2 separate regions of the Homo sapiens genome follow, and region 2 is linked to region 1. Evidence: read pairs that join two places in POLR2A ChIA-PET (ENCODE). Cell type or tissue: CD4-positive, alpha-beta T cell. All regions are shown on one strand. Each heading gives the region's core, and the rest is flanking DNA. Links, peaks and the distances in the headings are about the cores only.

What was found. Peaks named below come from ENCODE experiments on the same cell type or tissue, not always from the same donor. Only the 100,000 strongest peaks of a DNase experiment are listed, where the experiment ranks them.
Region 2: POLR2A ChIA-PET joins it to region 1 with 5 read pairs; 6 of 35 experiments call an interaction of 5 or more read pairs at or near these places.

What each region holds. Positions count from the first base shown.
Region 1 is chr1:155,141,088-155,145,473 of GRCh38, reverse strand. No RefSeq gene overlaps it. Among named protein-coding and RNA genes, the nearest start is that of DPM3, 2.8 kb to the right of the region's middle. In CD4-positive, alpha-beta T cell, for the core only: no CTCF peak of the experiment used is centred there; no DNase peak of the experiment used is centred there.
Region 2 is chr1:155,064,867-155,069,252 of GRCh38, reverse strand. The region is part of intron 1 of EFNA4-EFNA3 (EFNA4-EFNA3 readthrough); the gene reads right to left. EFNA4 (ephrin A4) reads right to left here. Exons shown (of 4, transcript NM_005227.3): 2 at 2,237-2,523; 3 at 1,813-1,881; 4 at 1-400. The coding sequence ends at 264. ADAM15-EFNA4 (ADAM15-EFNA4 readthrough) reads right to left here. Exons shown (of 26, transcript NR_176418.1): 24 at 2,237-2,523; 25 at 1,813-1,881; 26 at 1-400. Among named protein-coding and RNA genes, the nearest start is that of DCST1-AS1, 3.1 kb to the right of the region's middle. RefSeq lists an enhancer at 4,061-4,386. In CD4-positive, alpha-beta T cell, for the core only: no CTCF peak of the experiment used is centred there; no DNase peak of the experiment used is centred there.

The DNA.
Region 1 (4,386 bases), core at 221-4,220:
CGGCTCACTGCAACCTCCACCTCCCGGGTTCAAGCAATTCTCCTGCCTCAGCCTCCCGAGTAGCTGGGATTATAGGCATCTGCCACCACCCCTGGCTAATTTTGTATTTTCAGTGGAGACCTGGTTTTACCATGTTGGCCAGGCTGGTCTCCAACTCCTGACCTCAAGTGATCCACACACCTCGGCCTCCCAAAGTGCTGGCATTACAGGCGTGAGCCACCGCGCCCGGCCAGTAGTACTTATTTCGCATGGTTGCTGTGAAGATTGACTGAGATAATGCACATAAAGCACTCATCACAGTGCCTGACACATAGGAATCATAGTGACATAGAGCTGACACATAGTGAATGTCAGCTGTTGTGATGAACCCTAACTGCCCATTCCTGTAGCAGCAACACAGTAGAATGAAAGTGCTAAGAATATAGTTTTGGGTCCAATGAAACAGCTTTGCTGTTTACTATCTGCACAACCTTGAGCTAGTTACTTACCTTTTGCCCTCTCTGTGTCATGGTTTCCTCATTCATACATGGGAATAGAAAAGTACCTACTTCATTCGGCTGGGTGCGGTGGCTCACGCCTGTAATCCCAGCACTTTGGGAGGCCGAGGCGGGCGAATTGCCTGAGGTCAGGAGTTTGAGACCAGCCTGGCCAGAGTGGTGAAACCCCATCTCTATTAAAAATACAAAAATTAGCTGAGCATGGTGGCAGGTGCCTATAATCCCAGCTACTCGGGAAACTGAGGCAGGAGAATCGCTTGAACCCGGGAGGCAGAGGTTGCAGCGAGCTGAGATTGTACCACTGCACTCCAGCCTGGGCGACAGAGCAAGGCTCTGTCTCAAAAAAAAAAACAAAACCCAAAAAACAGAAATACTTTATAATTTATTATCTATCCTTATATGTGGTGGTGTAAGCCCCTAAAATGTTCTGGGGAGTTTCAGGGCCAAGTCTACTGTGTATGAATAAAATGGACTTTCTGGATCTGCATCTGCAATGCTCGTGTCCAGCCCCTGTAAGTATACCAATATTTGAAAGTCATTGTGACCAGTGAGTCCTTGATTGAGAAACCAGAAAGATTTGGTGTGGAAATGGAAATGTGGCTAGGGCTTTGAAGGTCGTATAGCAGGTTTAAAAACATTTTTTTTTTTTTGAGACAGAGTCTCGCTCTGTCACCCAGGCTGGAGTGCAGTGGCACAGTCTCGGCTCACTGCAACCTCCGCCTCCCGGGTTCATGCCATTCTCCTGCCTCAGCCTCCCAAGTAGCTGGGACTACAGGCACCCGCCACCACGCCCGGCTAATTTTTTTTTTTTTTTTGTATTTTTAGTGGAGACGGGGTTTCACCGTGTTAGCCAGGATGATCTCGATCTCCTGACCTCGTGATCCACCCGTCTCCACCTCCCAAAGTGCTGGGATTACAGGCGTGAGCCACCGCACCCAGCCTAAAAAATGTTTTTCGCTAGGAGCGGTGGCTCACGCCTGTAATCCCAGCACTTTGGGAGGCCGAGGGGGCGAATCACCTGAGGTCTGGAGTTTGAGACCAGCCCGGCCAACAAGGTGAAACCCCAACTCTACTAAAAATACAAAAATTAGCCAGGCATGGTGGCAGGTGCCTGTAATCCCAGCTACTCGGGAGGCTGAGGCAGGAGAATTGCTTGAACCCGGGAGGCGGAGGTTGCAGTGAGCCAAGACCGTGTCATTTCACCCCAACCTCGGCGACAAGAGCAAAACTCCGGCTCAAAAAAAAAAAAAAAAAAAGTTTGGGCTGAGCGCGGTGGCTCACGCCTGTAATCCCAGCACTTTGGGAGTCCGAGGTGGGAGGATCACAAGCTCAGGAGTTCGAGACCAGCCTGACCAACATGGTGAAACCCTGTCTTTAATAAAAATACAAAGATTTGCTGGGTGTGGTGGTGCGTGCCTGTAGTCCCAGCTACTTGGGATGTTGAGGCAGGCTAATCGCTTGAACATGGGAGGCAGAGGTTGCAGTGAGCTGAGATCATGCCACTGTACTCTAGCCTGGGCCACAGAACGAGACTCTGTCTCAAAAAAAAAAAGAAAAGTTTTTATTTGTTTTAATTTTTACTTTAACAAAGGAATTTGTATAGTTTTAAAAGCCAACTAGTTCAACAAATATTTTTCGGGGTGGCGGGGCATTTTCAAGTGAAAACCGGGAAACCTGCTCAACAAATTCTGAAAGCTGTAACTTCGGTGGGCGCCGTGGCTTACGACTGCAATAGCAGCACTTTGTGGGGGCTGAGATGAATTGCTTGAGCCCAGGATTTTGAGACCAGCCTGGGCAACATAGGGAGACCCCGTCTACACACACACACACACACACACACACACACACACACACACACACACTAGATGGGCGTGGTGGTGGTGGCCCACTTCTGTAGTCCCTGCTACTCCAGAGTCTGAGGTGGGAGGATAGCTTGAGTCCAGGAGGTCGAGGCTGCAGTAAGCCATGTTTGCACCGCTGCTCTCCACCCTGGGCAACAGAGCAAGACCTTGTCTGAAAAAAAGAAAAAGAATAGAAAAAAAAAGAGCTGTAACTCTACAAGGCTTTTAATGAAAAATAACCATCCCCTGCTCCTCTTCTTTAACCCTTACATATACAACCTACATATACAACTACGCTCCAGTTTCTAGGCTGCTTCTTCTGGTACTTATCTGTACATTTCTTCAAGCAACACTCCCACCTAGGCCTCCCAAAGTTCTGGGATCACAGCTCCACTGTCCCCAGCTCCAATTTTTAGTTAAATCAATACTTAGTGTTTACATCGTTACGGCTGTGAAAATTTTCTTCACAGCTGAGCCATTTGTGTTTGTGCTAAGACTGTGAATCTGTAAAAACTGCTTTTGTTAATTAACATCCAGGACATACGGCTGAGAAACTTCATTTTCTAAAATCATAGTCACAAACTTTGCTATTTGAAATCAGTCAGTGCGAATGGAACATCCTACTCTTGCCAGAAGTTCTGAGCCACGTGGATTACTTTGGCCTCCCAAAGTGTTGGGATTACAGGCACGAGCCACTGTGCCCAGCCTAGATAGTGGGTTTTTGGACACTATATTCTATATTTATCTTGACTTTGTAATTTCCAAGTGGTCCCTCAGCTTGGACTTCTTGATCCCTTCACTTAAAGTTATGCTTACCTCGAACCGATCAAAACACTGTTTCATTTAAATTTTAGCTAGCCTATAGTATCAGCCACTTGGGAGGCTGAGGCAGGAGGATCACTTGAGCCCAGAAGTTTGAGCTTCGCCTGGGCAACATACCGAGACTTCAACTCTAAATAAATAAGTAAATAAATTTTAAAATATAAATTTTAAAGTCAAGCCTTTCCCATATCCTGTTGTATTAGTTCATTTTCACATTACTGATAAAGACATACCCGAAACTGCAAACAAAAAGAGGTTTAATTGGACTTACAGTTCCACATTGCTGGGGAGGCCTCAGAATCATGGCGGGAGACAAAGGCACTTCTTACATGGCGGTGGCAAGAGAAAAATGAGGAAGAAGCAAAAGCAGAAACCCCTGATGAACTCATCAGATCTTGTGAGACTTATTCACTATCATGAAAATAGCACGGGAAAGTCTGGCCCCCGTGATTCAATTACCTCCCCTTAGGTCCCTCGCACGTGGGAATTCTGGGAGATACACATCAACTTGAAATTTGGGTGGGGACACAGCCAAACCATATCATCTGAATGACCATATTTCTTCCTTTTTAATGAGTTGCCCCACAGTTCTTCTAGTGTGTGATCTCTCTGTTGTGGCAAGTTAATAAACCTAACTGTCAAACTACAGATGTGGTCTTTATAAGACAGGCTTATCAATTGTCTTTCCTTTCTTATATAACTCTTTGTTTCCTCTGAAGTTGATAATTGCCTAACCTTTTCTCTTACTTTGTTCTCTCTCTCTCTTTCTCTCTATACATAATAAATTCATCCCCAAAACTGTTCTAAAGAATTATACTCTTTCTTTCAATGCCTTCACCACTTCAGGTAATTCTTCTGGTCTTTCTTTTCTTTTCTTTTTTTTTGAAACCCAGACTCCTGGAGCCCTTCTTCCTCTGGCTCCAAGTTATATTGGTTGTTGTCCTTGTAAAAATATGACTACCTCTGTTCTAACAATAATCTCAAGCCTTCATGGTTAGTTGTCAATGCAACTGCTTCACTGACTCCTGCTTTCCCCCTCCACCTGAAAGGGGTCGAGTCTCTTGACATCTCTGTATCTCCAAAGTCTATCATGGTAATCAAGAAATGTTCTGGCCGGGCGCTGTGGCTCATGCCTGTAATCCTAGCACTTTGGAAGGCTGAGGTGGGCCAGTCACTTGAGGTCAGGAGTTTGAGACCAGCCTGGCCAACATAGTGAAATCCCCGTT
Region 2 (4,386 bases), core at 387-4,386, 76 kb after region 1:
ACCCTCAGAGCAGCCTGCAAAGCGCCTGTGTTTGTCTTGCCTCTGCTTCAGAGTGTCCAGGGCTGTCTACTGCTCTTCTTTAGCCTGTGATGAGGGGACAGGCTCCTGCAAGAGTCACCTCAGACCCTCTGATCTCCCCCATCAATGCTCCATCTTGTCGGTCTGAATTGGCACCCCCAGTGCAGGCAGCAGGGATCCCTCCTCCTCCAGGGGATCTTGGGAGGACTCTGGCTCCTTGGGATGAGAGGGAAGGTCTGCTTGGCTCACAGAATTCGCAGAAGACGAAGAATCAGAAGCAGCAGTAATAGCAAGAGACAGAGGGGGCTGGGAGTGTCCCCCCCTCGCCACCCTGATGTGCCACTCTCTCCAGGGCTCCCAACAGGATGGGCTGACTCAGACTCTGTGAGGGGGAGGGGGTAGCACTGATCAGTCCTCCCACTTTACCATCCTCCTTCCTCCCCTTCCCATTAGCAGTTCCCTCCTTTCCCATCCTCCAGGGTCTCCCAAACCAGCCACTCCCTTCCCATGATCTATGACCTCATCCTTTCTAAGCCCCAACTTCCAAGCCTCCCCAAAATTGCCAATAGAGACAACCAACTCAGCTAAGACCTTGAAGGGCCTTGCCCCTGGACACCCTGTTCTCTTGGCCCAGCTTTAAAAAGTGTACAGTATGTCGGGTGTGATGGCTCACGCCTGTAATCCTAGCACTTTGTAAGGCTGAGGCGAGTGGATCACTTGAGGCCAGGAGTTTGAGACCAGCCTGGCCAACACGGTGAAACCCTGTCTCTACTAAAAAAAAAAAAAAAAAAAAAAAAAAAAAAAAAATCAGCTGGGTGGCACACACCTGTAGTCCTAGCTACTCGGAATACTGAGGCAGGAGAATTGCTTGCACCCAGGAGGGTGAGGTTGAAGTAAGCTGAGATCGCACCACTGTACTCCAGCCCTGGGCGACAGAGCGAGAGCGAGACTCTGTCTCAAAAAAAAAAAAAAAGTGTGCAGTGAGGCCACACAAGACATGGTGGCTCACGCCTGTAATTCCAGTGCTTTGGGAGGCAGGAGGATCTCTTGAGGTCAGGAGTTCAAGACCAGCCTGGGCAACACAGGCCAGGAGTTCAAGGCCAGCCTGAGATCCCATCTCTACAAAAAATAAAAAGTAATTTAGCCAGTTGTGAGTTGTGGTGGCACATGCCTGTAATCCCAGCTACTCGGGAAGCTAAGGCAGGAGAATCGCTTGAACCCAGGAGTTTGAGGCTGCAGAGAGGTATGATCGTGCCACTGCATTCCAGCCTGGGCAACACAGCAAGACCCTGTCTCTTAAAAAAGAAGTGGGGGAGCTGGGGGTGGTGGCTCATGCCTGTAATCTCAGCACTTTGGGAGGCTGAGGTGGGCAGATCACAAGGTCAGGAGATCGAGACCATCCTGGCTAACACGGTGAAACCCCATCTCTACTAAAAATACAAAAAATTAGCCGGGTGTGGTGGCGGGTGCCTGTAGTCCCAGCTACTCCGGAGGCTGAGGCAGGAGAATGGCGTGAACCAGAGAGGCGGAGCTTGCAGTGAGCTGAGATCGAGCCACTGCACTCCAGCCTGGGCAACAGAGCGAGACTCCGTCTAAAACCAAAACAAAACAAAACAGAAGTGGGGAGAGGATGGTGCAGTAGAAGCTCCCTCAAGGCTAAATGGGGAGAAGAGACCACAGCTTGAAGCTTCACCAGGACCCCTGGAGTCTGATCCTCCTAGATTCTTCTCACTCCTTCCCTCCTTCCCAAGGCCCCACATTAGCCAGTAGGGTCCATGCTCCCAACCCACTTACTCCTCTCCTTGCAGCAGACAGACACCTGGAGCCTCAAGCACTGGCCAGAACTCTCTGGAGTGGGCACCGCTGGGTAGTGGGAAAGTGGGAAAAAGTTAGCACAGGGAGTCACCCCTTTGTATGCCTCAGACTGTTTCAGACCCTCCCAGGTTTTCTTCTCTCCAGGTCCCTGGAAAGCGTTTCCTTACTTTGGGGCCACACCCATGTATCAGGCCCCATCCAGTCCTCTCATCTCCCTGGCCCCCTTTCCTAGCTCCTCCTACTTTCTCCTTTCTAGACATTTCCCTCCTCAGTCCTGAGTTCAGCCCATACCTCAACCCGATGTACATTAGAGACCCAGCCCCCTCCTCCTTCCAGGCCTCTCCTTCCCCCTCCCTACCCTTCTGGTACACAAGAGGTGTCCAGTGTGCCCTTGGCCACTCACAGATGTAGTAGTAAGTCTCTCCAGGTAAGAACTCAAAGCCGAGGGAGAAGGGTGTGAAGCGCTGAATCTTCTCTGAGAATTGAACATGGCCAAAGGGCAGGGAGCACACCCAGCGCTTGTAGGCCCGGGGGCCCTCTGCCTGGCAGGACTCATAGCCTGGCCAGTCCACCATGTACAAAGCAAACGTCTCGGGGCCCTCAGGGGGCCCTGGGCCTTCGTAGTGGGGGCAGACAATGTCTAGGTAATCGTTGAGGCCCAGCTCCACCACGGCGTCTCCTCGAAGCAACCTGCAGGCATAACGCAGGGGTGGGCTGAGGAGTGGAGGGCACCACGCCATGGCCATGGATGCCAGAGACACCCCTTCTCAGAGGCCCCTGCCAGCCTCTCCTCCACCCATGTGCGATGGAGCAGCTCAGGAAGGCCCGAGGTTCCCAGACTGACAACTCTTGAGAGACAAAGAGAGTGCAAGAAATGGATGAGATGATCGATTCACAGGTTCCGAGAGGCTAAGACCTGCAGTGCCCATAACCACACAGCTTAGATGTGAGAAGGAGGGTCACCACACCCTGTCCTACAGGCTGGAGCTGCCACACACCTCTCTAGCTCCAGTGCCCAACACTCAATGTGGTATAGCACCAGGCTTGATCAATGTCAGGTGGATGGATGCTGTGAAGAAGCTGGGCAGAGAGGCAGGAGGTACAGTTGCACACAGTGCAGCTGCAGACACAGAGGTGGAAACAGGGGTTGGGAAAGGTCTCCTCAAACAGATATAAAGTGAGGAACACTGTCCTTTAGACTGACTTCAACCCAAGGGTGAAAAGAATGTCACGGTAAAAAAAGAATGAGGGAGGCCAGGTGTGGTGGCTCACATCTGAATCCCAGCACTTTGGGAGGCCGAGGTGGGAGGATCGCTTGAGGCCAGGAGTTCAAGACCAGCCTGGGCAACATGGTGAGACTGTCTCTACCATAAATAAATAAATAGGCTGGGCGCGGTGGCTCACGCTTGTAATCCCAGCACTTTGGGAGGCTGAGGCGGGCGGATCATGAGGTCAGGAGATCAAGACCATCCTGGCTAACACGGTGAAACCCCGTCTCTACTAAGAATATAAAAAGAAAACTAGCCGGGCGTGGTGGCGGGCACCTGTAGTCCCAGCTACTTGGGAGGTTGAGGCAGGAGAATGGCGTGAACCCGGGAGGCGGAGCTTGCAGTGAGCCGAGATTGCGCCACTGCACTCCAGCCTGGGAGACAGAGCGAGACTCCATCTCAAAAAATAAATAAATAAATAAATAAATAAATAAATAAATAAATAAATAAAGGCCATGAGTGGTGGTGCACTCCTGTAGTCCCAGCTACTTGGGAGGCTGAGGCGGGAGGATCCTTAGAGTCCGCAAGTTCCTGTAGTGAGCTATTATGCCACCGCACTACAGCCTGGGTGACAGAGCAAGACCCTGTCTCTAAATTCTAAAAATTAAAAAAAAAAAAAAAAAAAGAATGAGGGAGTGGGTGCTAGGTGCCTCCCTTTTTTGGCCAGGAGGAGCAAGTGCCAGGCATGGGGGGAGTCCACATACTACCCAGTCTTCAGTCTTCTCAGGACTCCCTTCCCCACCTCTTGGGAGCTGCCTGGGGAAGCCAGCACAGGTGGGAAGGGCTGGAAGGGGCTGCTCCCCACAGTACTGAATGCTGCATGAACCACCCCCCATACCACAAACACAGCGAAGCATGACTTAGGAAAAGCCTCCAGTGGGTGGTCCAAGGACGACCTGTATCAGTTCTGATTAGAAATGAAGATTCCTGGGCTCAGCCAGCCCAGACTTACTAGAACGCAAGCTGAGCAAGGACAGGGCCTTGGTAAGTTTTGTTCTACTGCATCCCCCGTGCCTGGAAAAGTGCCCAGCACAGGACAGTGTTCAATAAATATTTGTGGATTGAATGAATGAGCCAGAAACCTTAAGATTGGGGGGTGAGAAACCTGAATTTTTAACAGGTCCTCCAAGTGATTCAGAAGCTTTGGTCTGTGACAGAGATAGAGAATTCAGAGTCCAAGGACAACAAAAGCTCTTATCACTTGTTATTGGTATTGTAATGACCTGTCTTTATGCAGGCTCTCCTGCCTGCGCCTGTTCTCCAGAGAGTCTGTGGAATCCCAGAG